3 separate regions of the Homo sapiens genome follow, and all the other regions are linked to region 3. Evidence: chromatin loops called from intact Hi-C (ENCODE). Cell type or tissue: PC-3. All regions are shown on one strand.

Region 1 (8,000 bases), 74 kb after region 3:
GCCCTTCATCTAGTCAATTCTAAAGTGATGGCTGTAGCTGCAGTAGTCTCTTGAACCATGAAGTAATCTTAGGGTTGAAGCCATGGGCTAAGATAATGGAACAGTATCATAGGAATCAAGGTCCCTGATAACACCACTGAATTACCACGCCATTTTAAAATCCCAATCATTTCTTCTTTTACTGTTTATCATAAGGAATCAAACATATACAAAAGTTCTAGTCTTTAAAGTGGGTGAAAAATAAACTTGTCTTATTAAAGCAACTATGATAGGCCCGGAAAAGTAAGCGTAAACGGTCAATAAAATAAATTATGAAAACAAAATAATATTCACATCATTATAAGAATATTTGCTCAAGGTATGTCACTGATATCATCCAGGTAATTCTCACAACTACTACCCCAATCTACGCTATCATCCCAAACACAAGGACTTGTACGAGGAATCTTTCATCCCTCCTCACTCAATTCATGCTATACACAGTTAAAAATTATCTTTCTCAAACACCATTTTTTCTCTGCCAAGAAGTTACATTTCCCTTTTGCCAACTATATAAAAACTGAAACACAAATTCATTCACTTCTTCCCATTGCTACCACCTAGAGCTACCATCATTCATCTCCCACAAGAACTACTGTTAACAGCCTTCTAACGCATTCGCCTGGTCCCGTTCTTACTCCTCTCCAATTCAATCTCTACATTGTAGCCAAAACAATCACTCCAAAGTGCAAATCTGAACTTCACTTCCCTGCCTAAAACCTGTCACTGGCTTCTCACTCCCCTCATTCTTTACAAGGTCTTCCATGAGCTGACCTTACTCCTACCACTTTCCTCCTTCCACTCAAGCATGCCCCAGTTGTGCTGAAATTTTTACAGTTCCTCCAAGGTAACATGCTTTCTCTTCGAAAATGTTCTCTACACCTCCAACGTACACTCTGCTATGGTTTTAATGTGTCCCTTCCAAGAGTCAGGTGTTAAACTTAATGGCCAATGTGACAGTAGTAAGAAGTGGAGACATTAAGAGGTGATTAGGCCATGAAGTCTCCTCCCTCATGAGTGGAATTAAGGCCCTTATAAAAGAATCTTCATGAAGTGTTCCTTCAGCCAACTTTCTGCCTTCTGCTCTGTGAGGACACAGCATTCGAAGGATGCAGCAACAGGGTGCCATCCTGGAAACACACAGTATCCCTTTCCAGACAACTGAACTTACCAGCACCTTGATCTTGGACTTCCTGGCATGCAAAACTGTGAGAAAATACATTTCTGTTCTTTATGTATTTTATTATAGCAGCACAAATGAACTAAGACACACTTCTAGCTGTGTTTCCCTCCCATCCTTGAGGTTTTTCAGTTAAACCGTCTCATCTCCCATTAAGCCTTCCTTGACCTGTAGACTAACTTAGAACCTCATACAGAATTCTCTGCCCCATAGTACTCCGAACTCCCCCTTTGTGAAAGCTGATCATGCCAGTTGGGTCACTCTTGTCACACCCGACTGAAACAGAGACAAGAAGCCAGGGGGAAAAGCCCTTAGGGTACAAAACATTGCTCCAAGAATGTAATTCTCTGCAAGCTTGACTGCTGAAACTGCTCGTTGTAACCTGACACCAGTTTTATCTATGTTTGCTGCAACTCTGGAACTAATTTTGTCCACAGCAGTTGCTCACCAATCAGGACTTGCCAGTTCCCCAAACCCTTACCCAAAGCCAGTGAACTTTCTCAAAGAGCAATAGGTAACATTTCTTCTTTTTATAAAACCTCTAGTTTTTTTCTTTTTGTTTTGGAGAGTGCTTTCGGTTCATGCTGGAGACTCTCTGTTTTGCAAACTGATATTGCCAATAAAACTCTCTTTCCTACTATCTAGCCATGCTGGTCGTCCTTTGGACAATATCATCATGACATTCATCACACAGGATTCTGTAAGAGCAGGGTCTGTCTGGATCATCACAGTCTAACTGCTAGCACAGAACCTGGCAAAAAGCAGGTGATTAATGAGGTTTTACTGTATGAATGGATGAGTGAATGAATGGAGATTATAAAAGGAAAACTAACCTTTTATGACCCTACCCACTGCTTTTTCCACACCTTATTTAGAAATAATTACACAACCCCTACACTCTTCAGCCTCCTCTCAACGTCAAGAATCATCTAAAAGTGAGATTTTCAAGAACTTTAACAGAGAGAAGTTTAACTTTATGATAAACCTGTAGATTTGCACTTTCAAAGAATTCTGAGGCTGTCCTTGAAAGGTGATGATTTCCGGGGAACAACACACACTGGGACCTGTTGGAGGGGGTGGGGGTTGGGGGAGGGAAAGTATCAGGAAGAATAGCTAATGGACTCTGGGCTTAATACCTAGGTGATGAGATGACCTGTGCAGCAAACCACCATAGCACATGTTTACCTCTGTAACAAACCTGCACATCCTGCACATGGACCCCTGAACTTAAAAGTCAAAGAAAAAAAAGAGACAAGTGATGATTTTCAGTGCTAGAGAGAACTACTTCACTCATAATGTGCCAGTGAAACATGCTAAAACATGTTTTACCAAAACATGCTTTACCAAACATGCTAAATTACCAAAGTAGTGAGAGTTCACTATTTTTTTTTTTTTTTTTTTTGGGACAGAGTCTGGCTCTGTCGCCCAGGCAATCTCCGCTCACTGCAAGCTCCGCCTGCCGGGTTCACATCATTCTCCTGCCTCAGCCTCCCGAGTAGCTGGGACTACAGGCGCCCGCCACCATGCCTGGCTAATTTTTTGTATTTTTAGTAGAGATGAGGTTTCACCGTGTTAGCCAGGATGGTCTCGATCTCCTGACCTCGTGATCCACCTGCCTCGGCCTCCCAAAGTGCTGGGATTACAGGCGTGAGCCACTGCGCCTGGCCGGACAGTTCACTATTCTTGTCTCTAAGATTTGCTTCTTCATTTAACACTGGTGTCCTCAGATTCCACTTTGCTATGAAATACGTGGATAAGTTAGGGTAGCTTTTAACAATACACAGAAAAAAGCTATATGGTATCACCCAGAACCCTGTGGGTTGGGACAGTACAGATGATGGTCATGGGTGGCACTATAAGGTAGAGGAAGAAAAGAAGGAAAGTGGAAAAAGGAAGATTTTTTAAAAAGGCTTATGTCTTCATACACAAATATAACACTAGAACCCAAATTTACAAGCCTTTGAGAAGATGGAAACTGACAACTATAAAGAATAGCCCAACTTGGCATCCAGAAGTGTCTAGCTTGCTACAGATTATATAAAATACTGGCAACTGACCAGGGCTCCACTTCCAGATTTTATACAGTCAACAAAAATACTTTAGTTTGTGTAGGTTAAAAATATTCTACTCTTTTTGTCCTCAACTTGCTAGGAACAGATATTTTTAGTAAGAACCCAATCAACCTTATCAAAATCAAACATCAAAAATAGACTAGAGCAACACTGGAAGCAAACTCACTATTTTTAGCTCTTCTGTCTATTCCCTGCCACTACCCACAAAATTCTGACTGTAAAGTCCATGCCTAAGAGCTTAGTTATTCCAAACAGGTTCCTTCTTGTGACTCTTTTTTCCCCCCGAACACCTGAATGCAGAAAACACTCGATTGATTAAAGATTAATACTGCCGCAAACCATGACAGCTGCCTTTCCTCTGAGGGCTTTGGGAGGAGGGTGGTAGGAATAGAAAATGATAGAGAGCTTGCATCAGTATTCCTCTTGGGAATCTATTACATGGAAAGAAAATTGCTATTTCAATTCCCTTTTGTTGCTAAAAATAGCAGTCTCAACTGATTCAGGCAAACAGTGTAGGGGCTTAGCAGTGCTGAATTTAGAAACCACAGAAGTCCCTGAGAGCAAATGCTAACGTAGTCTTAACACACGCCAGCTCATATTTAACAAAGAACAAAGAAGAGAAGCATGCAGGGTGCAAGTTAATAAAACAGCAGCAACTTCCTCCATTTTTATTAAAGACAAACAGTGAAAGTGATGCAATATAAGACCACTCTAACTTGTTCTCCTAATCATATTATAAAAATAATTTTACAGAAAAATATTAGTTTATGCATACACCCAGATATTGTGGGCATTTTCCACAATCCCATGGTATGAGGAAGCACACATCTTTCTTCAAGAACAGTAGATTATTATAGAAAGAAAATGCCCAGTTTACAAATGTCCTGTCCCAATACAGAGTCCCCTTTTTCCCACTCAGTCCTTTCAGGTTCCCCACTGAGCAGCCCTCTCTTCGACTCTTTACTCCCCTTCTTTTGACCCAACCAGACACTGCAGACTGTTCTACTTGTCACTTAAAAAACTGGCAAACCCAAACAACAACAATAACAAAAATTCAAAGCATCTATAGGTCCAGAACAGAAAAACGAAAACAAAAAAAAAACTGTGAAAAGCAGATTTGCTTAAAGGCAGTTACTCCCCTGGGCCGACTTCCAGGCAAGGCCCTGCGATTCCTTCTGGTGGCACCATAACCCAAAAATGCCTTCTGCCTGATTTTTTCACTTTATTTGGTTAACTAAAAACCCTTCCAAATAATGATTCATTTTGGTTAATGCCACATCCTCTTTAAAAATGCAAACCCATGTATAAGAATTAAAAGGCTATCAATCTTTATGCCTCAGTGTGATCTGATTCAAACTACTTTGTGGCTTCCTTTGGGAATACCCAAAATGTGGGAGTAACACGGAAGGGGCCTCATGAAAATAGGAATTCTCATGCTGTTCTCGTGACAGTGAGTGGGTTATCAGGAGGTCTGATGGTTTAAAAGCGTGTGGCAGTTCCCCCTCGATCTCTCTCTCCTGCCACCAGGTAAGACATGCCTTGCTTCCCCTTCATCTTCCACCATGATTGTAAGTTTCCTGAGGCCTCCCCAGCCATGCAGAACTGTGAGTCAATTAAACCTCTTTTCTTTATAAATGACAGAGTCTCAGGTAGTTCTTTACAGCAGTGTGAAAACATACTAATACAACAACCCACACATAGAATGAGAGAAAACATTTGCAAATCATCTATATAATAAAGGTTTATTATCTAGAATATATAAAGAATTTGTACAACTCAGTAACAAAATGATGATCCAATTTTAAAATTGGGCAAAGGACTTGAATAGACATTTATCCAAAGAGGATATACAAATGGCCAACAGGCATAAGAAAAAAGCTCAACATTATTAGAGAAATGAAAATCAAAACTACAGTGACACACTAGGTTGACCGTAATTTTTTAAAATGTAAATTAAGTGTTGGTGAGGATGTGGGGAAATTAAAGCCCTTGTACATTGCTAGTAGAACTATAAAATGGTGCAGCCACTGAAGGAAACAGGTTGGGAGTTCCTCAAAAAGATCAACAGAAATACCATATGACCTGGCAATTCCACTCCTAGGTATATAGCCCCCAAAACTGAAAACCTGTATTCAAACAGAAACTTGTATATGAATGTTCCTAACAGCACCACTGCCAATAGCCAAAAGGTAGAAACAACTCAAATGTCCAACAAATGATGGCTGAATAAACAAAGTGTAGTATATACATACAATGGAATATTATTCAGCCACAAAAAGGGATTAAGTACTGATACATGCTACAATGTGGATGAACCTTATATATGAACATCATGCTTAATGAAAGAAGCCAGACACAAAATGTATTCTATTTACACGAAACATCCAGAATAAATAGGTAAGTCCATAGAGGAAGAAAGCAGATTAGTGGTTGCCAGGGACTGTGGATGGGAGGATAGAGAGGGACTGCTTAGTGGGTATGGTGTTTCCTTTTGGGGTGGTAGAAATACCTTGAAACTAGATAGAGGTGAAAGTTGCACAGCAGTGTGAATGTACTAAAGCCCCCTGAATCGTACACTGTGAATTCGTTAATGGTTAATTTTATGTAATGAGAATTTTACTTGAATTTCTTTTAACCCTGCCCCCCCATTTTTTGGGGGGATGGGGTTTCTGAAGTGATTTTACCTTTATTTCCTTCACTTTTTAAGCCAATCATGAAATTTCACAGTGATTTCTGGGGTGGGGGCAGAAGGAAGGCGGTGTTAAGAATCATCGGGGCTGTGGCCAGTTGGCCCGTGAAGATGCAGGCAGGGTGGGCCCTCACTGGGGCAGCTGGAGGGGCACGGACTGCCCTGCTGGCAGGTAGGTGATATTCCGAGAGCGAGAGCTGGTATGCAATGTCCTCCACGACTTCCAGCTTACACAGCTCGATCAGGCTGTCCCCTGCGGTGGCCAGTGAGTTGGTGATCAGCTCGGCTGCCTTAGAGTCACCCTCAGCAGAGATGATGGCCGCCTTTTTCCTCTGCTCAGCCTTTTCCACCACAGATCTGGCCCTCTCTGCTTCCTGCTGAGCCACCTTTTTGGCTTCCACGGCTTCTGTGAACTCCTTCCTGAAAGTCAGATGTGTCAAGGACACGTAGTCCAGGATGAACCCAAAGGTGGCTGCTCGCTCCGTAAGGTCGTCGCTCACCTGCCTGGAGACCAGCTCTCTCTGGGTGATTAGTTCTCCAGCATCAAAGCGTGCCACCACTGACTTGATTTGGTAGTGATGGACGGCAGCACACGCTCATCATAGTCCTCTCCGATGCTGGTGAAGATATGAGGAAGTTGGCTAGCGATAGGCCGGAAGAGGATCCGCCGTGTGATATTGACAATCTATAAATCTTTGCTACCAGTGATGACTGGAGCATTACGTGGTCGAGAACAGCAAAGATAATTGGTTTCTGTACCCATGGGATGAGAAAGTGAGTCCCTTCCCCTACTACAATGTCCTGTACTCCATGGAATTGGTCAAAGATCGCAGCTCTGTGCCCAGCATCCACATTATATAAGGCAGAGTTTACCACACCTCCTGCAACGGCTAAGACCAGGCCAAACTTGCCAATGGACTCAAACACTTTGGCAGCCAAGTTTTCTTCTGCTGGGCCCTCTCACACCTTCTTCCACTCTGACCTCCACATGAATTCCCCCTAAACCCCTTTTTTTAAAAGTTACTAAAGATTAGCTTTTTACCAAGGGCTAGATCAGGAAAGGGACAGAAATTGCTATTTTTCTTGGTGTATCATTCCTTGAATTTGGGAAGTAAAACTATTCAATGTATCACTCAATTTACACTACAGAATACAGAGAATCCTAAGTTCGGACTGCTCCTATGGGTGGAACAGCCTTTTAAAATTTAAATCTAAATGTATCAAGTGCCTAACATGTGCCAAACACAGTAGCAGATACTTTACAGACAATGTCTGTTTTAACAGATCCCAACACTCTATAAGGTACAATCAGTAGTTCCCCAAACAACCCTAGGAGGGTGGTAGATAATAAGACCTGATTAAAGCATCTAATTTAACAGAAGAAGTGACAATCTCAGAGAGGTTAAATGACTTGTCACTCATCACATCATAATCTGATCGCCACAACATAAACCCAACGATACAATACAATATTGCTTTATAAACTAGGAACTACCTATAACAGACGCATTCAGCAATAATGCACTGTGCACACACAAATACTCCAAAGAGTGGATTCCTCATTAATCTGATAATGCTGAATCCAACTTTATTTTTCATTACCTTTAACCAACGTTTTAACTTCAAACAGTCCACCTGGTATTTCCCAAATACAACATGCCAGGGAATCAGTTTCATATTGTGCCCAAGTCACTCTTCACCACTGAGAATGACATTTTTCTTTATTCCTCATTCCCATCAGCCACTTTTTAAACAACCTGAGGCTAGGCATTGTGGCTCACATCTGTAATTCCAGCACTTTGAGAAGCCAAGGCAAGACGATTGCCTGAGCCAGGAGGCTGAGGTTGCAGTGAACCATGATCATGTCATTGCACTTCAGCCTGGGCAACAGAGACTGTCAATTAATTAATTAGTTAATTAATAACGTGAACTTCAACTGGGCACAGTGGCTCACATCTATAATTCCAAGCACTTTGAGAAGCCAACGCAGAAGGATCACTTGAGACCAGGAGTTCGAGAC
Region 2 (8,000 bases), 240 kb after region 3:
AGATAGGCCACAGCATGCATAATTCAGGCTATTTCAAGATCCCCTCCCCTTGTTAAATACACATTTTCATCACTTACCCTGATCAAGAAGTATATTCGGTCTTGGAAAGCACTTCTTAGAAGCCAGCATATTTGGAGATTTGAGGGTGAAAGTTTTAAGGACCACTGGATGCTGGAGGAAAGTGACTGTAATTCCACCCCTTCCCCCTTTTTTTTTGGTTGCCATCAACAACTCAAAATAGTCTCAACAGTCTATTCACCTGAAAGTAACATTGTTCAACTTCAGAACAGTTGAGACAATATCTGCTTTTCGCACAACCCCATTATCGATGGGCAAACTCAAATGCCCTCCTCTCAGCCATTCTAACTGCTGGACACCTTGGAGAACCAGATGATAGGTTTTCCCATGCCTTGCTGATAAAAGGCACATTGGAGAGAATGAGAACCTAGAGAGTCACTCAGGAATACCTAGAGTTGGTTTCATGGTGAGGATCTCAGCAAAGACAGGGGAGCTAAAGCAAGCACATGATAGGGGGCTGAGGCTGGGGCAGGGATCAGGATTCCAGCACACTTGAGCTTAGCAGAGGCTAAATAGAAAGGTGTCAGGGGTTGGGAAGCATGGCCACAGAGAGAAAAGAACAATCTGCAGCATGTTTAGAGATACCTGCATAAGTTTAGCCTTAACCTTGTGGTTGAAGGACAGTTGTTTATCTACCTGAATTCAGCAGGCAGAGAGATAGCTCAATCACAAATTCATGGGTGTTGGGTAGGTCTGAATTAGCAGAACTTTTTATTCATTCACTATTAAAGCAGCCTTGCAATTAGCTGCTGATCTACTAAGCTTGGATCACTATATCTGGTAGGCCAAGAGTAAAGAATGGGGATTGTATTTCTTTAATTCCTAGTCTAATAAGTATAGGCTGGGGGACATAGAGGAATAATGGACTAACATATCTGCTGGATAGGCAAGATTTTTTGTACTTATTGGAGAGGCTATTAGTTAAATAATGAATTGGATCTGAATCTTGTCATGAGAAGAGAGACTTCAGTTCACATTTGAAAACCTGGTATCTTCCATCAGTGCTAGCTTACCTATAAAAGTAGAAAGAAAAGGGGAGGGGAGAAAATACACTTTCTAGGTATGGTGGGTTTTCAGAGAGCTACACTTTTTGTAGTAGTGATTGTCTTTGAGAAAGAGACAACAAATTCTGGTTTGGTCAATCCTCAGGATCTGTTTTGGTTTTATAGAGGTCTAAATTAACATTGTGAGGCTGGACTAACATCTATGTCTGGGCTAGGATCCCTGAAGAGCATTTGGGTAAAGAGGGACCAATAGAGGACAAATTTTAGGGCCTAACAGGGTGGATCTGACTCATCAGCACAGGGTTTATCAAAGCACTACAAACCACCCTAGACAGTGCGGGCAAATGCCACTTACCTCACCATCCAGGAACCTGTGGCTCAGGACCCATGAAGAAAAGCCTTGGGTCTCAAATGAAAATGCCCAGTATGAAGCCATTGCAATGTGGTTGAATGAAATGCAAATTTAATTGGAGAAAAAAATCTAGATGATTTCATCCTGTATTCAGGGACAATCCACTTCTGAGGATCTTTCTCTTTCTCCTCCCTAGCCCCCCTATATTCTAAATCTTAGTCCAGTCTTGAGTAAGCTGTTTCACTATATCTGACTGGGAGCAAGGTATTTCTAGTCTTTCCATGTGGTTTCAATTACATCACACTCAGATACACCCTGGGTCCCTTCATTGAGTGTGACTACTCTGGAAAAGTGTCTTGTAACTTCATTTTAGCAGAAAGTAGGATTTGCTATGGTTTTCCTGACAGGAGGCTGAGTGATGGACTGAATCTAGCATGAGGGAGGAATAGGAGAAAGAGAAATTAATGTTAACCCTCTGGACATAATTTGCCAAACAGAGACCAAAGCCACTGCCCATTAGAGGGCACTTTAGAGAAGGAGCTGAGTTGGTGGTGGATGGAGGAATGATGGTGGTCAATGAGGGGTTATTATGGCAAATGTTAATAGGAAGATGAACATGAACAGCAACATTGCAGAAAGCACGAGGTAAAGGATGAGGTGTGTCCTGGGTGTTTGAGGACTGCTTTGAAAACTCATCTGGTCTCCTCTTGGTCATTGACGCTCCTACAACAAGCAAGAGGAAAGGGACATGGTGTCAGCAATCCACATTCCATCACTCACAATTCCCTGGGAGTGTTCATTTCCAGGCTCTCCCCTCCCCTCCTTCGATGGGACCATTTTGGCTTTACTGGGGATGGGGGCAACATGGGGGCAGATGCTCAAAGCTACAGCTGGGCAAGGGGATGATCAGTCTTACCAGCAGGTGGCCAAATATGAATATACTCCAAATTGGCCTATCTGAACAGACTATTCATCAAGAAGTCACTTTTCTGGCAAAGTGGAGTTTGTGGTATTAGGAGGTCAAACCAGAAAGTGCTGCTTCCACCCATAGCTGAGGGCCAGGAGGTTACATTATGGATAAATCTTTTTAACCTAGCTGCTCTGTTTAGGACAATGACAACCAATTGCTCAGGAGACACTGCAGAAAGTCTGCCCTTGTTATTTCTGTGTTGTTATCAGCAAGTGCCATTCTGATACCATTATGACATCACTCTGTTTTTAGGGGAAGGGGCAACTAGTGGAAGGTCTCAAGTCAGGAGTGGGGAGCTGAGTGATGTCTGCTGTAGCCACTGTCCCACTGTGTAGATTTAGAGACACACTGGCAGTGAAATTGGAGACCCGAACCCCAGCCAAAGCAGGAATGGGACTCCTATTACTTACCCATATCTCAACTCCCCAGTAAGAACCAATGTGAAAATGCTTTGATTCTCCTGGGTGAGGTGAAATATTTATGGCTTCATGAGCTACAGGAGAACTGAAATAATATTTGGGATTCTCTCAGGGACCTAGATATCTCTAAAATGTGGACTGGTGAGAGACCAACAGTAATAAGATGAGTGGCTTATGTCATTCCCAATTCCCAAATGACTCAATATCAAGGAAGCTCAATTATGAACTAGCCCAAAACAGAGAGACTCAGGAAAGGATCTGGATGTAAAACAAGAAGGTAGCTTCACAGTCTTTATTTTATGTAATTAAAAAACCCATGCTAGACTCTGAGTTCCAACCAACACCAACCAAAAAGTCAGAACTTAAGCTGAGAGTGACAGTTCTGGTCTTGATTCTGCCATTTGCCCCTAAACAAAACCTGGAAACAGGCACTCAGTATCTTAAGTTCCCAACCTATAAAATGTGTGGGCACTATCTGCCCTACCTATCTCATGGAATTTTATTTTAAAAGTAGGCGTGAACATGTTCCACAAATTTTAAAAGGCCTCACTTCTGTCATGGAAACTCTTCTTAGTCACTGTGGTAGTTCCCTGCTTTCTTCAACTTGGGCATCACAGTGAGAGTGCAGATTGGACAAAGCCTTGCCATGTAATTAATTGCCTCGAGGGCTGAATTAAAAAAAAAACAAACAAACAGGAGGCTGGGTGCAGTGGCTCACGCCTGTAATCCTAGCACTTTGGGAGGCTGAGGCGGGTGGATCACTTGAGGTCAGAAGATCAAGACCAGCCTGGCCAACATGGTGAAACCCTTTCTCTACTAAAAATACAGAAAAAATTAACGAGGTGTGATGGTGCATGCCTGTAATTCTAGCTACTCGGGAGGCTGAGGTGGGAAGATTGCTTGAAACCAGGAGGTGGAGGTTGCAGTGAGCCAAGATCACACCACTGCACACTCCGTCCCGGGCAACAGAGTGAGAGTTCGTCTTAAATAAATAAATAAATAAATAAAATTAAAAGAATAAAAAAACAAACAGGGCTGAGATTCTATAGGACCTAGGAAGTTTATGGCGCAATCTCAGAGCCTCTTTATATTAGGTGATGAGATCAAGTGCCACTTCCAACCTCACATTGTCCGTTGACTCTTGCTTCTCTTGAGTTGTCACTCAGGAGAATCATAAGAATTATGAGGGTCACTAAGGGGGTCTATTAGTCTATGGTGATGCCAGGAACTTATTTAATCCCTTCAGGTCTCAGCTGCCTCATTTGTAAAATGCTGGTTTATGGTGAGTATTAAATGAAATAATGCACACAAAATGCTTAGCACTATCTTGGCACCCCCAAAACATTAGATGAAATTGTAAAAGAGGCAGAAGAAACCAGTATCTGCAGTTTCATCTTCCTTGGCACCTCAGGACACCTTTTCTCCTTGCTTCAAGGTGCCAGGATGCTCGGATGCTTTAACTTGATACCCACAAGGCAGGGCGGAATAACTGCGATGGATTTCTATCAAAGAGCCAGTAGAGGGAGCTCCAGAGTAAAACTGTTCTCTCTTGCACATTTCCTTCATTTCTCTATAGAACAAATCTCTGCCCAGAGGCCACAGGCTTTTTCTCCACTAGAAATATTTTACTTAGAGAAAACTGGAGACCTCAGCACAGGACCTGGACCCGGTTCTGCTTTCAGGTAATCCAGGTGTTTTTGAACTTTAGAGACATCTTGAGTCCCATGCCGAGGTTCAACTCTTGGGCTCCATTTGCAAGTTGGGCTAGAATGGATGGTTCTTATGGGGCTGGTCCCAGGAGATCGGAGGCTGAGGCTGGAGCTTAAAATTTTTCTGGCCCTTGGATTTTGAATGTGTTCTAGCTTTCCAGTCATTCTCTTCCCACAAATATCTAGAGTGACAGCCATTAAAGGACCTTATTATAAACTTTTTATAGAAGAGTCATGGAGCCCGGATAACCTTCCTCTCCCAAAAAAGATTTGCATCAGGATGGTTGTATATCCCACTTAACAGCAACAGGATGAGGGAAATTGTTCTTGCCTGCTCTCAGGAGCCTTTAAAAACACATTCTCTGATAAACTAAGTGATGGACACGGAATCCTTCTCACACAAAAGACCTAATATGACTGTTATAAAGGGAGCAAGACAGAGTCTACTGAAGCTCTGAACCAAGTTTTTCTGCAGTCCTTTCCCTGCTGAAATTCCTCAGGTTAACTAGTCGGCTAACCTATCGGGGCACAGATCTTATTATTATTATTTTTAAATGTTCTGGGGGCTGGGCGTGGTGGCTCACGCCTGCAATCCCAGCACTTTGGGAGGCCAAGGCAGGTGGATCATGAGGTCAGGAGTTCGAGACCAGCCTGGCCAATATGGTGAAACCCCGTCTCTAATAAAAATACAAAAATTAGCCGGGCGTGGCGGTGTGCGCCTGTAGTCACAGCTACTTGGGAGGCTGAGGTAGGAGAATTGCTTGAACCCGGGAGGAGGAGGTTGCAGTGAGCCAAGATTGCGCCACTGCACTCCAGCCTGGGTGACAGAGCAAGAATCCATCTAAAAAAAAAAAAAAGTTCTGGGTCACAGTTAATCAGTGCAATAGTAGGAGCCCCAAGAGATGACGGGAAATCTTCCTGGTCTTTCTTACAATTAACAATTGCTCACTGCCTGATTTTGATTAGCAGTGGCCTGGCTTCTTGTTAGGTACCCAAGAGGCTCTGTGTTCACCTACTTACAGGATGATACACAGTTCAGAAGGAACCCAGAATAAGACAAAGACTTGCCATTCAGGAAGGTTAAAAATATTTGATGAGAGCTCCTCACCCCTTTTCTGCTGGCAAGATATCAAGAGTAACAATAGCTAATATTTAATGAGCCCCATATTTATTAACCTCAGGTACTGTGCAAAGAGGTATGTATACATCATCCCACTCAATGCTAATGACAACTCAATGAAACAGTCCCTATTACAATTTCTACATTCAAGTTGAAAAACTGAGGCTTAGAGAGGTTAAATAATTTGTCCAAAGTCAAACATAGCTGTTAAGTGTAGAAACTGGTATTCGGAAATACAGAGCATCCCCTCTTTGGGCCCTGGCTGGGTTCTCCAGAACAGACAGAAGTGGAGTTCCATCCAACATTGAGAGAAGTTTCAAAGGGTCAGGGGAAACTGAGCAGTGGGGCACACCTTGTTAAGTCCCAATCAGGACCGATGGAAGAAGCATCTGGTGTTCCTTCTCATTCATTGTCTCATTTCCACAGGGCAAGTGCAAACTGTCTGAGGAGGAAAAAATTACTTCTAGGATGAAGCATTTTACCTCTTTTTCATTTTCTAAGATGATCTCTCAGATACCTTGCGAAGCCACGCAGAACAAAAGGGAGTCATTACATATTTGGAAAATGCATTGGACCTCATGATTTGGGAATGAGCTATAAGACTGACAGCTGGGACAGCTAATTTAAGAGTAGAATTCTTTAGGTCCTGTACCTTAAAGGAAAAGACAGTTTTCAGGAGCTGCCATTAAGAATAATCTGAGGGTAAGTAATGGATTTTTCTCAGTAGCTATAAGCCATAACTCCATCTACCCTTATTGTAACTATGCTAGGCTCTGTTCACCTACCTCTGGTTAAGGGTCAGTGTTGACTCACTGGGGTTTGGACCAGCTAGGGGAGGCAGAGGCTGTATAGCTCACATCACAGGATGCACCTCTCCTTAATTATAGATGACAAAGACCCTGCCTTCAATCCTCTAATTAGCTTGGCTGCTCCTATTCATCCTCCACTTCCTGAGGTCAGTGGAGGGAAGCTGTCCAGTGAGAAGGTGGACTTCTGATTACATGGAGGAGAAAACGTGAAGGCGCCACTTCCTCGAAGGGCCTGAGGACCACTGACTATAAGAAGAAAGACTCGCTGGGCATGGTGGCTCACGCCTGTAATCCCAGCACTTTGGGAGGCCAACGCAGGTGGATCACTTGAGGTCAGGAGTTCAAGACCAACCTGGCCAACATGGTGAAACCCCATCTCTACTAAAAATATAAAAACTAGCCAGGCTTGGTGGTGGGCACCTGTAATCCCAGCTACTTGGGAGGCTGAGGCAGGAGAATTGCTTGAACCCAGGAGACGGAGGTTGCAGCCAGCCGACACAGTGCCACTGTACTCCAGCCTTGGTGACAGAGTGAGAATCTGTCTCAAAAAAAAAAAAAAAAAAAGAAGAAGAAAGACTCAACCCGTTCTGCCTGTCCTCTAATCCTCATCCCTCATCTCTATCATCTCTAGAGCTATTACCAAATGTTTTCATTAATGGAATAACTTGCTGCTCTGGGCCACCAGTATTAGCAAATATATGGGTTCCAATTGGTTTAAAATAGTATATTAAATTACAAGTCAAAACAACTTTGATCTGGATTGTAACTCAAGAGAATTGTTAATGTTTTGAAAAGATCTGGGGCCCATGCATATGAAAGGTTCATTCTGGTTAGGGATTTGTGGTCCAATTTGCTTCCAAGCCCTGGTAGGAATGCATCAACCCCTCAGCAGTGACCAGCCTTCATCATGCTGCAACTTACACGATATAAGTGATTAAGCTTTAAAAAATCTGAGAGCTTATAAACTAGCAAGTTAATGTAGAGTAGGAAAAACCCTCTAGCTTTGGGGAAGTGGCTAAAGTAGGAGTTTTCAGGGAATGAAGTGGCTATTTTGATCTTCCCTTGTCCCTTATATCATTTCCCAAATCTATGCAAATATAGAGAAGTATGTAGAAGCAAATAACCTTTGTAGTGAATTGGAATCCTCAATCCTGCCCCAGACCTGAGGCTAGGATGAGGCTACTCCCTGCAGAGCAGGTCTTCTCTGGCTCTCTGGTTATTAATACTCAAGATGTGGTGGTCAGGGTAAGTCCTATAGTTCTAGGACCCATACACTCTAAAATAATCAGCCCATGGGCTCCTAATGGAATGAATTGGGCCAGGCACGGTGGTGCACACTTGTAATCCCAGCACTTTGGGAGGCCAAGGCAGGAGGATCACTTCAGTCTAGGAGCTTGAGAATAGCCTGGACAACATAGCAAAAAATAAAAATAGCCAGGCATGGTGGCGTGCACCTATCTTTCGAGGCTGTAGTGAGCGATGATTGTGCCATTGCATGCCAGCCTGGGTGACAGAGCAAGACCTCATCTCTAAAAAAAA
Region 3 (8,000 bases):
AGACAATTGACAAGATATGAATAAACCTATATATATTTAGATATAAGATTTTAATACTCAAATATCCTATGGTTTTCCCCAGCCCTGGAAAGACAAAGACAATCCCAGAACAAAGAACATTTGCAGGAATCAATCAATGAATAAAATATCTTAGAATTTATTTTAACTAAATAAATAACTCATGAGATAGATGATCTATCTATCTGCCTATCTACACTTAATCATCACAACAACCCTATTAGGTAGTTCCTATTATTATTTTCCTCTTACATATTAGGAAACTGAAGTTCACAGCAGTTAAAAAAATTGCCCGGTGATAGAGCAAAGTATGCCGGGATTCAAACTCGTGAAATTTGACTTCAGAGACTAGGCTTTTAACCACTATGTTAAAACCTTCACACACCTTTATCCAGTATTCAACTCAGAAAAAAAAAAATCATAATAACTGAATAATAAACAAACATCTCATAACAATGTTTAATAAAATTATGAAGTATTTAAAAAAGAGAAGTTTCAGTTGCAAGAAGATGATGACATTATGATCAGTCTGCTACAGCTTATAAGGAATTATGCCATATAAACCTGATATTAGTAATAATAACTTTTCAATAGTCTAACAAAATTAATAGTTCAAAGGAACTCAGTAAGGGTTTTATATTTAATTATAAGCCAATCACTTGAGGCTGTAAGTTGCAAGATTTTACAACAATACCACTGAAACCTGTCAGAAGAAATGTAAGCAAAAGACAATGACAAAGCAAACTTTATTTAATTAGGATTCATACTCATCTGAATAGGGATAGTATCTAAACATAATTAATAACAGCAGGTCCAGATCCATTTTTATTTTATTCAATAGGTTCTCCACCCACCAGGCATCCCAAGAGTCAATTCTATAAAAGATCTGTAAACAATTAGGCCAAAACTAGTTGAAGGTAAGGCTTTATGTTCACTTGACTTTGCTTTAACCACCTACAGAATTACAAAGGATGAATAATTTAGAATATGACTAAAAGAAACAGCAAAACCCAAAATATCTGTTAAAATATTGCACATAAACAAAATATTCTTTATATCAGTTTAAGATAACAGAATCTTCCAGGAAAGGCTTTGCCAAGTTGTAATATTCATCAGAATTAAAAAAAATTTCATGAAGTACAGTGAACTATCTCCCTTCACTCTTCATATCAAGAAAACTTTCTTCAGATTTCCCTCTAGCCTATGGGAATATTAATGCTATATTTCAAAATGCAAAGGAAAATTGAACAGTGTAATTATAAATCTTTTAAAATCCAGATTTCATTTTTTTTAAAAAAAATCTAGGAACTTTGCAAGCAGCACAGTTGACTTTGTAATCTTTACATGTACTATAAGTACAAAGTTAAGCAAAGGAAGTCCCTGAATAACTAAGCAAGCAGAGAAGTGTTATTCTGGTTATGACTGTATTAACAATAGAGAGTTGCCAGGCGTGGTGGCTCACGCCTGTAATCCCAGCACTTTGGGAGACTGAGGCAGGCGGATCACGAGGTCAGGAGATCTAGATCATCCTGGCTAACACGGTGAAACCCCATCTCTACTAAAAATACAAAAAATTAGCCAGGCACGATGGCACGTGCCTGTAGTCCCAGCTACTCGGGAGGCTGAGGTAGGAGAATTGCTTGAACCCAGGAGGCGAAGGTTGCAGTGAGCCGAGATCACGCCACTGCACTCCAGCATGGGTGACAGAGGGAGACTCTGTCTCAAACAAAAACAAAAACAAACAATAGAGAGTCTTCAGCTGTGTCTCTGATAATTGAGCAAAGGAAAGCTATCAAAGCTATTTATTCACACAATGAAAATGTGAACATCTATTTAACATAGCTCTATAAGAAAACATATTCAACCAAAAAGCATCTGCACAGCAAAGGAAATAATCAACAGAGTGAAGAGACTACCTGTTGAATGGAAGAATATATTTGCAAACTATCCATCTGACAAGAGACTAATATCTAGAATATACAAAGAACTCAAACAACTGAATAGTTTAAAAAACAAGAAAACTTATTAAAAAGTGGGCTGAGGATATGGATAGATATTTCTCAAAAGAAGACATACAAATGGCCAGCAGATAAATGAAAAAATGCTCATCACCAATCATCACAGAAATCTGAATCAAAATGACAATGAGATATCATCTTACCCCAGTTAGAGTAGCTGTTATTAAAAAGCCAAAAAATAACAGATGCTGGCAAGGACGCAGAGAAAGCAGAATTCTTATCCACTGTTGGTGGGAATGTAAATTAGTATAGCCACTGTGGAAAACAGTATGGAGGTTTCTCAAAATATTAAAAATAGAACTATCACATGATCCAACAATCCCACTACTAGTATTTATCCAAAGGAAAATAAATCAGTATATCAAATAGATACCTGCACCCCCGTGTTTATTGCAGCATCATTCACAATAGCAAAGATAAGGAATTGACTTAAGTGTCCATCAACAAATAAATAGATAAAGAAAAATTTAGTATATATACACAATAAAATACTATTTGGCCATGAAAAGAATAAAATCCTGTAATTTATAGCAACATGGATGGAACTGGAGGTCACTGTGTTAAGTGAGATAAGCCAGGCACAGAAAGACAAATATTGCATGTTCTCATTCATATGTAGGAGCTAAAAAAGTTGGTCTCATGGAGGTAGAGAGTAGAATAATAGATACCAGAAGGTGGGGCAGGTGTGTGTGGGTGGGTGAGGGATGAAGAGAGGATGGTTAGTGGGTACATATAGTTAGATAGAAGGAATAAGTTCTAATGTTCAATAGCAGAGTAGGGTGACTATAGTTAACAACAATGTATTGTATATTTCAAAATGGCTAGAAGAGAGGTCTTTTAATGTTCCCAACACATAGAAATGATACTCAAAGTGACAGATACTTCAGCCACCCTGACATGATCATTACACATCCTATGCATGTAATAAAATATCACATGTATCCTATAAATATGTAGAAATATTATGTATCTGTTAAAAAAAAGAGAGAAAACCTGTTCAACACTGAGAACTTTAGTCCAAAAAAGTAAATAGTATCACGGAGAAGGGCTATGTTTTCATAAATAAAAGTACACACAATAAAACAATGTTAAAGCTGGAATAAGGCTGTTAAGAGCACTGAGTCCAATTTTATGAGGTGAAGTACACACCAAGGTCACAATGGCGATTTGTCCTATTCTAGGGATTAGGACTCCTACATTCCCTCCTGTACTATTAGTTCCACCTTTTGCTTGTGGAATGAATGATACCCATAATCTCCCCACCATAAGTAATCACTTCAGAATGCTCTTATTTAGGAGTATAGAGAAAAAACTGTTGCTCTCAAATAGTTATTTCCATAAAATGCAGAATAGTGCGAATCTTTTGGAAAAGCAAACCCACGGCAATTTTATTTTGAGACGTCAGGTGGCAGCAATAACCTAACAGCAGGCAGAAAGCTTTCAGGGAATTGCAAAAGGAAGAGAAAGAACAGGCTTTGAGTAGGAGTGAAGGATGGAAATACTCCCATTATAATATAATCTCATTAAGAATGGGTGCACGCAATGCCATCTTTACATATTACAGGATTCATTATAGGATTCGCCAAACCAAACAATGGCACATGTTGCTCCAACATTATTCAGATAGTTGAAGATCCCTTCTAAATGGTCGCATCTTAAATTAGCATTAAACATGTTTATTAGTGAGTTTTCTTGAATTCTTGAAGTGAGGCACTAGAGACAGATTTAAACATTTTTTTCAGTGAAAAACCTTTTTATTGTGTAACAACACATGATGTCTCTCAGGAAACAACAGATATCTATGTCATCATGGAATTCCCACCACCATCCCAGTCACTGTAGGGTGCTGGACAGTAACAAAATCTTTCCCATTGGTTTCTGACTAGAGGTCTAAGACTGGGAAGCGCTCAATAAAAGAGATGAGGCAGGCAGAGAACAGAGGTGAAAACAGACCAAGAATAATGCCAAAGGAAGTGGAAAGAAAAGGTGGTGGAGGGCAGAGGAGCCATCCTCTTAAGAGTTGATCCTTGCAGAGAAGAACTGACATAGGCCATGCTTAGCTACGCTCTCCTCGGCCCCCATCCAGAACCTCAGAAAACACTAATATCATTATGTGTTGCATTTTAAAGACACAGAAAATCCACGGAATAATTCTGAATTTTATATATATATATATATATATATATATATATATATAATTTCTAAATTATACTGCTTTAAAATCATTTCCAAATTTTATGCTCTTAAAAAAAGAATATTTACAAGATTTCTGTTTCTTCTAAGTTCGTTTGCTGCTGATCTCACTGAACTTAGAATCCTCTCTCAAAGCCAGCTGCTATAGAGATATAATGATGTCATCAGAAAATTAGATTTTTGGTATCTGGGTTAGGCGTGAGAGAGGAGCAAACAACAATAAATTACTAGAAATTAAAAATCCATTTGAACAAACAATTCTAACAGATACGGGTAACCCCCTACAGATCACCTTCAACCTGTTTCTTTTTCCAGATTAATCAGAGATATAGGAAATTAAGGTGGTTTAAAAATATGTTGCCTAATGGCCGGGCTTCCCGACATACATCAAATAATGCAAAGTAACCCCTCCTGTTTCCTTCTCATTGTATCAAAGGAGAAAAAGTTTATATTTCACTAACATTTGTGGTTATAAATGCTAATCCAGTTCCAGCACTTAGAGTTAATAAAAAGACATCTTATTTATTTATTTGCTTATTTATTTACTTATTTTGAGACAGAATTTCGCTCATGTTGCCCAGGCTGGAGTGCAATGGCTCGATCTCAGCTCACTGCAATCCGTCTCCTGGGTTCAAGCGATTCTCCTGCCTCAGCCTACTGAGTAGCTGGGATTACAGGCATGCGCCACCACGACCGGCTAATTTTTTGTAGTTTTAGTAGAGACGGGGTTTCTCCATGTTGGTCAGGCTGGTCTTGAACTCCTGACCTCAGGTGATCCGCCTGCCTTGGCCTCCCAAAGTGCTGGGATTACAGGTGTGAGCCATCACGCCTGGCCAATAAAAGGAGATTTTAAAAAATGCTGCTACCTCACTATATTTCAAAATAAACTGAATTTTTAAAATGTATACTTTAGTAACAGTGTATATACCAAAAGTGGGGGAAACTTCCTGTCTTAAATTTTTGAGCTAAAAGAATACAGACCCCAGAGTCCTAACAGAACCAGGTTTCAGTCCCAGCTCCACTACTACCAGCTCCTAACAAGAAACTAGTGATTGCCTCATTGTCCTTTGACATAAAATGGGGATAGTAATTTAAGAATTAAATGAGATCATATACATAAAATCTTTAACCCAATGCCTGGGACGTAGTAATATGTTAATAAATGGAAGAGGAAGAGTTGTTATTGTTGTATGGTCATTTATTCAACAAAAATTTATCAAACTCCTGTTTTGTGCCCAAGCCCAAAGTACCCTACTTTTATTACGTATGACCAGAATCAAAGTGGAGAGATCCTTCTGAGAGAGTGGACTCTGGACATCCATTAACCAGAGCTGCTGCTATTTATACTGATTAAATTTCTCCTAATTGCTCCTCTACCCTCTTTATTTCATTCAATTAGATCCACTCTTACAGCCTATAGAGAGAGTTTGGAAAGTGATGCAAAGTAAATTCCATCTTTGCCTTATTTAACATATTGCTTTAGCTAGCACATGTTCATACTCTGACAGATGATATTTGGAACACCATGTAAAACATTTTGCAAACTTTACAGTTTTCATACATTTGTGAGTAGCAATTTCCAAATAAAAGAGAGTTTACAAGACTTTAAATTTGCAGTGCTTTAATCAGAAATTGAAAAATTAAGACTGAATCAGAAGCAACACAACAGAACATTTCACTTCCACTGTTTAATTATAAATTGCTATGTGATCTTCATTACAAAACTAGGTAAGATTTGCTATACATAAAATTGGAAGAGGGAATGAAGAAAGATGACATGAGGTTGGTAGTTAAATGTTAGCTGGTGGGAAGAACATTCACCAATTTCATGACTTACAGTTCTATTTACATTTCTGAAATAACAGAGCTAATTACCCAGTTTTAAGTAAAAGGTTCTGCTTTAATTAATACCATTAGTGAGTGGTTTTCAAGTAAACAGAAATAAATATGAATTCTAGAAGTCCTATGCTCACTTTACAAATCCAATCTCAGCCAACATACCTAATGGAACTACAAGGCACTATACTTAGTCTGATAATGTTCCTGATGAGTCTCCTAGCACATTAAAAAAAAAAAAAAAATCCATGCACCTATTCTCTTTGCCATGATTGTCTACACCAGGCTTCTTCAACATTTAACACAAAGAAGGTTCCCTTCTAGCAAGGAAGGGCATGTGTGCCCAGCGACCCAACTACTTGAATTCCTACATGGCTTTCTCACCACCCTCTTAAGCTTAACATATCCCAAAGTGAAATCATCATTTTTCTCAACAGACTTTGCTCCTGATCCAGGGTTTCTTGTCTTGGGGAAATGGTACCCTGTTGCTCATGTCAGAACCTGGAAGTTGCTAACTGCTAGTCGTCTAATTCTGGATGATGTCTAACTCTGTAACTGTTTCTTGTCTGTAAAATGGGCATAGAAATATCAATATCTACCTTATAGGGTTGTAGAGGATTAAATGAAATTCATTAGCATGGTGGCTGGCATGAAAGAGTGCTCAATGCATGTCGGCAATAATGACTTAAAAAACACAAAACCATTCTTCTTCTTCTTTACTCAAGACCTCCGATGAGGACCCTCATCAGAAATTGGTCCTATTTCTATTTCCTAAACACCTCTCTTTGTCAGTTCACTTCTGCTATCCTCCTAATGTAAACATTCATCATCTTATGTCTCACTTCTGAAATAGTCTTACTGGCCTCCTCCTATCAATTCTTGTCTTATTCTATGTGGGAGTCAGAAAGATCTCTCTAAAATTCTAATATGTTGTCAAGTCACGCTTACAATTCTAAAATGGTTTCCCATTGTACTTCCAATGAAGTCTAAACTTATTGTCTTGGTTTTCTCAGACTTTCATGATCTGGGTCTGCTTAATCTCCAGAATCATCTTTTGTTACTGTCCCCTTTGAAACCCTTGCTCCAGATTCACAGGGCTTTTGTCAGTTCTACTGACACACTAAGAATATTCACATCAGGCCTTTTGTACATGCCGTTTCCTCCACCTGGAAACCCTTCCCATGTCTATTCTCCCAGTATTATTCAGCCTTCAGGTTTCCACTTAAATGACTTTCTCAGGGATACTATCTGTGACACCCTTAGCTTTCCCAGTAACATTCTCCTTCATTACATGCAACACGTTCCCACTACTTGTTCGATGGCTATCTTCCAGAAAAGCAGAAACAGTGTCTGTTTTGTCTACTGTTATAGCTCTGGAATTTTACTTGTTTAATGAATTAGTATACGGTTGATTGAATGAATCAATCAAAAAAAAGGAAAGAAAAGGTACTGTACAGTTAACATTTTGTCTGATCTTTGTTAATAGGATGGAGGTTTTAAACCACTGGAATTTCCTGATAACAGTGTCTTTCTTATTCATGGCAGGCCCTTGGATCACATCTGTGTTTTTATTTTTAAAACTGATACATATTAAATGTACAAGTTTTCAGGGTACACGTGATAATTTGGTACATTCATATAATCAAATCAGGGTAACTGGGATACTTATAACCTTAAATCTTTATCTTTTCTTTCGCTAGGAACATTTGAATTATTCTCTTCTAGCTATTTTGAAATATACAATTGATTATAGTCATCCAAATGATCTAACCCAGCTCTTATTTCTTCCATCTAAGTATACATTTGTACCCATTAATAAACCTCTCTTTATTCCCATCCCACCATTCCTAGCCTTTGGTAACCACCAATCTACTCTCTATCTTCATGAGATCTACTTTTTAAGCTCACACATATGAGTGAGAACATGTGATATTT

The links. A loop is a pair of places that touch in the nucleus more often than their neighbours do. Peaks named below come from ENCODE experiments on the same cell type or tissue, not always from the same donor. Only the 100,000 strongest peaks of a DNase experiment are listed, where the experiment ranks them.
Region 1: a loop joins it to region 3, with 8 times the contacts of the local background. A loop is called at or near these places in 2 of 110 quality-filtered maps.
Region 2: a loop joins it to region 3, with 5 times the contacts of the local background. A loop is called at or near these places in 20 of 110 quality-filtered maps.

Annotation. Positions count from the first base shown.
Region 1 is chr11:43,732,678-43,740,677 of GRCh38, reverse strand. The region is part of intron 1 of HSD17B12 (hydroxysteroid 17-beta dehydrogenase 12); the gene reads right to left. It also overlaps the pseudogene PHB1P2. Among named protein-coding and RNA genes, the nearest start is that of HSD17B12, 56 kb to the right of the region's middle. In PC-3, a CTCF peak has its summit at 4,456; DNase peaks (open chromatin) are centred at 1,577 and 4,577; H3K4me3 peaks cover 1,800 bases; H3K27ac peaks cover 4,853 bases.
Region 2 is chr11:43,563,924-43,571,923 of GRCh38, reverse strand. It overlaps LOC124902807 (potassium/sodium hyperpolarization-activated cyclic nucleotide-gated channel 4-like), which reads left to right. Exons shown (of 3, transcript XM_047428006.1): 3 at 6,079-6,354. The coding sequence ends at 6,234. MIR670HG (MIR670 host gene) reads right to left here and starts at 2,618. Exons shown (of 2, transcript NR_131246.1): 1 at 2,351-2,618; 2 at 1,524-2,157. It also overlaps a transcript of HSD17B12 not described here. In PC-3, CTCF peaks have their summits at 2,334 (motif pointing right) and 4,344 (motif pointing right); no DNase peak of the experiment used is centred here; H3K27me3 peaks cover 3,718 bases.
Region 3 is chr11:43,806,601-43,814,600 of GRCh38, reverse strand. The region is part of intron 4 of HSD17B12 (hydroxysteroid 17-beta dehydrogenase 12); the gene reads right to left. Among named protein-coding and RNA genes, the nearest start is that of ALKBH3, 70 kb to the left of the region's middle. In PC-3, a CTCF peak has its summit at 3,441; no DNase peak of the experiment used is centred here.